2 separate regions of the Homo sapiens genome follow, and region 1 is linked to region 2. A link is a contact called in ENCODE Hi-C data. All regions are on one chromosome and are shown on one strand. Each heading gives the region's core, a stretch centred on a gene start or an enhancer-like site at or near the end of the contact. The rest is flanking DNA. Distances are from core to core; before and after follow the strand shown.

The links. A loop is a pair of places that touch in the nucleus more often than their neighbours do. Pooled maps may share reads with other maps.
Region 1: a loop to region 2 is called in a pooled map, with 6 times the contacts of the local background. The contact joins the enhancer-like site here to the promoter of C5orf22 in region 2. A Hi-C loop is called at or near these places in 8 of 50 pooled maps.

Annotation. Positions count from the first base shown.
Region 1 is chr5:32,611,977-32,614,676 of GRCh38, reverse strand. No RefSeq gene overlaps it. Among named protein-coding and RNA genes, the nearest start is that of SUB1, 28 kb to the right of the region's middle. Within about 2 kb of position 1,421, at least 3 of the 41 ENCODE cell types and tissues checked have a DNase peak (open chromatin) inside an H3K27ac peak, as active enhancers do.
Region 2 is chr5:31,530,951-31,533,685 of GRCh38, reverse strand. It overlaps C5orf22 (chromosome 5 open reading frame 22), which reads right to left and starts at 1,385. Exons shown (of 9, transcript NM_018356.3): 1 at 1,213-1,385. The coding sequence starts at 1,293. It overlaps DROSHA (drosha ribonuclease III), which reads left to right and starts at 1,593. Exons shown (of 36, transcript NM_001382508.1): 1 at 1,593-1,696; 2 at 2,161-2,236. RefSeq lists enhancers at 1,164-1,213, 1,264-1,313, 1,344-1,513.

The DNA.
Region 1 (2,700 bases), core at 172-2,671, 1.1 Mb before region 2:
ACTTTTCTTTAAAGTCTGAAGTTATTTCAAAACAAAAAGAACTTGGCCAGGCGCGGTGACTCACGCCTGTAATCCCAGCACTTTGGGAGGCTGAGGCAGGTGGATCCCTTGAGCCCAGGAGTTTGAGACCAGCCTGGCCGACATGGCGAAACCCCATCTCTACTAAAAATACAAAAATTAGCCAGGCAAGGTGGCACACACCTGTAATCCCAGCTACTCTGGAGGATGAGGCAGGAGAATCGCTTGAACCCGGGAGGTGGAGATTATTTGAAGTCCACGCCCGCCGACTGGACCTATGAAGCCTCCATGCACATAGTGAGTATTAGCCTGCACTAACACTAACACTAACAAACGCTACCAAATGTGCACTAACACTGCCAGATAACCTTTCTTCATGTTCCTGGTAAACTCACAATCCCACTGTTGAAGAAATCAAGTTTGGATTGTGTTTAGAATAGTGCTTTTGGAAATACTTCACTGATGGCATTCCAATTGGCCATGCTCAGCCAATTGTTAGAGTTGGCTATTTATGAAGGATTGAAGAAAAATACTAGAAAATATAGCCTCACTTTATTTTATATAAAAGTTAAAAATTAATATCCTGGTTGAGCATGGTGGCTCACACCTGTAATCCTAACGCTTTGGGAGGCCAAGGCTGGGGAATTGCTTGAGCCCAGGAGCTCAAAACCTGTCCAGGTAACATAGCAAGACCCCCATCTCTACAAAAAGTCAAAAAAAAAAAAAGCAATGATGGCATGCATCTGTAGTTCCAGCTACTTGGGAGGCTGAGGTGGGGGAATCACTTGAGCCTAGGAGTTCAAGACTATAGTGAGCTATGACCAAGCCACTGTACTCCAGCCTGGGTGACAGAGTGAGACCTTGTTTCAAAAAATAAAATAAAGTATCTTCCCCCACCCTTGATAATATTTCCCTGTGAGCTGGTTTATTTACTATACATATTATTAAAACAAAACATAGAAACAGTTTAGATAGACACTATCCCCTGTGACTGTCATCAACTCAATCTAGTTAAGTTTTAACAAGAAACAAGTTCATTTATCACATTAAAAACTAAATATTGATATATATCATGTTGTTCAAAACTAGTCTAGGTATTTAATGTGGGTATTTCAATGGCTATTTCCACCATTTCACTCTTTGTTTAGTTTTGTTTATACTGATAATGAACATTGTGCAGTTTTTACTTTTTCTTCACGTTTTTTGATTTATTAAAATATTATTGCTAAATCTAATAATAAAACATTCAGACTTGTATTTTGTATTTTTATACGCTTTTCTAATCATTTATTTGTATTTAACAAAAGTAGTGATCCACAACCCATTGGAAATAACCACAATTTGAGAAGCAATGCAGTCGCCTTTGATATTCCCGAGATGGACACTAGGTGGCGCCCAAGGATCTTCTTCCTGGCTGGTTGCGTGATCTTTGCAATGGCACGCTGGTCATAAGGCGCTTGGCAGTGTATAAGTGATAAGGCGCTTTTCCAGTGTAGACGGGCAGAATTGTCAGACCTTTCCTATCTATCAAGTCCACAGAGAAGGCAACTCACTCTCCTTTGTAGGGGACATCTATAAATAATTGAAGTTGACTTACACAAATGAAGACATTTTCATGTTTTGCCTATTGTTGGGAGGCTTCCCAGCTGAATAGAAGTAATCTCTAAACACCAAAGCTGTTACAACTATTGTTATATCAAGAAGACTATTTGAGAGCCTTTGTTCAATAATAGTGACAGGAGCCAACCACATCCGGGCCAAATTATAAAGGAAATCTACAAAGTCTTTTCAATGCCCACATCTCCCAGAATCAGGAGGGCAGTGGAATGGCAGAACAGAATTCTGAAAAATACCTGGCTGATATCAATCTATAAACGAGACCTCGAGAGGCAATCCTTGCATGCAGTCCTCATAAATATGAGATCCACAGTCAACAGAAAGACTCTCCCACACACAATAGACAGCCGAGTACAACACTTCCGGCTGCTCCCCGGGAGCCACTCACAGGACACTCCTATATTTAAACATACATTGAATGCTATTTAAAAACACACATGAAATATATCAAAGCTTTCCATTAAGAGATCTGAGAATCCAACCCTGATGAGCCCTGCCACAGCTACAACCTATGTGAAAGTTCAGCAGAGAAACTTATTCCTTCAGCCTCACTAGGACAGTGCTAACAAAGACCAGCTTATCACCAACACATAAATTGTCAAAGCCTTTAGCTTTCAATACGTTCTTCCCCCTCTAAGACTTTTGCACCACTGGGGCAGACAGCAAGAAGAATGCAGACCCGTCTATGGCCAAGGGCAGACCACAAGAATGCAGACCTATGGCCAAGGTTGACATCAAGAATGCAGACCTGTCTACGGCCAAGGTCGACATCATCCCTTGAGATGACTTGTCAAGGTTTCCAGGCCTGCCACTTGTGACTAGAAGTCTGATTTCCAACTTGTGTACCTGCCTCGAGAGTTTGCTCTGGCCATTCTTCAAGTTTGTCAGCCCAAGTCCTCAAAAACTTGTAAATCTCCCCATCCAACTCTGACCTTGTTTTGCTTGGGGTTGAACGTGCTAGGAATGAATACCCACTCTGTCAAGGAGAATGCAGTGGAACAGCAGCCACTGGAAATCATCCCTGCGTGGAGATAGGCAGTAGCCCTAGTTATTGCCAATAACCTC
Region 2 (2,735 bases), core at 136-2,635:
GGTACACTTAGAATGGTGGGGTTGGGCTAGGTGGTCTATAAAGGCCATTTCTCCTCTTACATCTTCTCTAATTCTAGGTTTAATACCTAATTTGAAAGCACCGTCTAACCTAGGCTTTCTCATTCTCTCAAGGTCATAGACACTATATCCAGGTCCTGAGAAACCTATCTTCCTCTCCTATTAGCTGTCACCAACAGTAAATCCCTCTTCTTTTTTAACGTCCAGAGAACTGCCTCCCATCCCAAGCCTACTGATGCTACTTTAAAACATATTTATTAGATCCATGGGCCTCCTTTGTTGACTTGGAAAAGTCTAGATTAAGACACCAATTTGGCTACTGTAAATCAGCACGGCCATAAACATGGAAACCCCTTTTAGTGTTTATCTATGCAGGGCACCGTGTTAAATTTTTTTTTTTTTTTACGCAATATGGGCCGTGCGCAGTAGCTCACGCCTGCAATCCCAGCACTTTGGGAGGCCGGCGGGGGCCGATCACGTGAGGTCAGACTTTCAGACCATCCTGGCTAACGTGGCGAAGCCCCGTCTCTACTAAAAATACAAAAATTAGCTGGGTACGGTGATGCGTGCCTGTGATCCCAGCTACTCAGGAGGCTGAGACAGAAGAATCGCTCGAACCCAGGAGGCGGAGGTTGCAGTGAGCCGAGATCGCGCCACTGCACTCCAGTCTGGGTAACAGAGAGAGACTCCGTCTCAAAAAAGAAAAAAAAAAGATTTTTAAACACAGTATGCACACAATAATACTCCTAAGAGCCCTGTGAGTCCTACGATTACTGTCCCCATTTCAGATCAGAGCCCACGTTCCAAGCATAAAGCCTCCCATCTAAACAGCAGGGCTGTGGTGGCGATTCCAGGAGATACTTGGAAGCCAGAGTTAACTGCAGGTTAAGAACACAGGGCTCTGCAGCCAGACTGTCCGGTTTCGAATCCCGATGCCACCTTTTGTTTGGTTCTGGGATTTGGGGGCAAACCGAGGTAAATAAGTTGCCCCGACTCGTAGGAAGCGCCCATAAATGTCAGTTCTCATTCTTCCTAGTTAGCTGTTTTGGGGTCCTCTCCACAGCAACGGAATAGGGCAGTTTAACTCTGGTTAACTCTCTGGCCTCCGATGCTAAGGTTGCGCCCTCTGCTTGGCCCTCTGAGCGTCAGGGCTTCCGCTGATTCTGCCCCAGAGCCCTGTTGCCGTCCGCTCACCTCCTGATGATCCTCCACCACCCACACTGGGAGCTTGGGGTAACGCCGGAGACCAGCGCGCCCTCCCGCGGAGTCACTCATGTTTTTGCGCCCGTCAGTTTTGCAGTAAAGCGGTGGCAGCTGGAGAAGACCCGGGAAAGCCGGCGCCTCATCCCGGCCAGCTCTCTCCGGGCGGAAGCGCTCCCTCACCCGGTTGCGTTTTCGGATTGGAGGACGTAGGGGGAGGGGGCGCGGGCTCCAAAGGGTCTTTTGCTGACGATTGGTCTAGACGTCCATCGCTTTCGTTGACGCGCCAATCACCGCGCACAAGGCCCTGCGGTGGGCTGAAGAGTTTTCCCTCCCTTGGCCCAGCTTTCTCAGGTTTGCTTTTTAATTCCCTCGGTTTCCTGTTCCGGAGGCGCGGGCGGTGCCACTGTCTTGGTACCTGCGGTAGTAGCCTGGCTTTGCTCTGACGGCGATCTCGCGGCCCGAGAGCCTTTTATAGGTAAAAGGGGTACCTTGCAAGTGTTAGAAGAGAGTTTCCGAGTGTCAGGATTTAAACGGGGCTGGAGTCTCCGGGGCTGGGGTGAAAAGCGTCCGGGAATTGGGGTCGGGCAGCCCCACTTCAGATCTGCAGCTAAGGGCAAAAGAGCGACGCTAGGCCTGGATCCCGCAAATAAGTGGAAGTGAAAAAGGAGACCTTTCATTCATTTGTGGAGCACACACTATGGTCCAGGCCTGGGGCCGCCCGGCTCTCGGAGGGGAGTGAGATCCTGAGCTCAGCGCCTGCCTCGTGGGGCGTACCGTCTGGCGGGAGATGCAAACAGTAAATGTGCAGTTATGGATCAGGATGAAGGTGACTGCCCTGCAGATCCACCTGGGGAAAGAGGGAGTTCTCAATAAAAATGTAGTCACACTTTAAAATTCTTTTTACATGCACTGACGTTCTGGCCGTGTTAACTATTCAAGACAGCTCCTTCAGTGTCTCTGTTTCCAAACCGCAACCGAGAAGAGACAGACGGAGAAAAGAGAGTTACTTTTCCAGGTGCAGTGAATTCCTTGACTTTTGAATTAAAGTCTGCATCCACAACACAGCCGGACTATGCCTTCAATAGGTCAATTTCATGATTAGTATTTTTAGATTTTCTAACTACTGAAACATCCATGAGGATCTGGCAGTGAATGTTCAGCTCTTGTTACACACTGTACAAGAGTGTTCGTGACCCTGACTTTTGCCCACCTCTAGGTGCGGCACACACCTTTGTGTTCCCCTAAGCCCTGCACATACCTCTTTTTTGTGTGTTTATTGCATTATTTTGTATTTTTAAAACACTTACTTGTACGTGGGTTCTGAGTTCCTTGAATCCTACAGGCTGTGTGTCTTATTATCTCTGAGTCTACAGGGCCTGGGACAGTGCTTCCCATTTATGGGCTCATTAAATATTGCATGACTCAGTGAAAAGGCCTGCTTTCTGTTGCGGAGGTACATGGAAGGGAAATGTACAGTAGCAACATGGAAACATACTATTGGTGAGAGAGTAAAC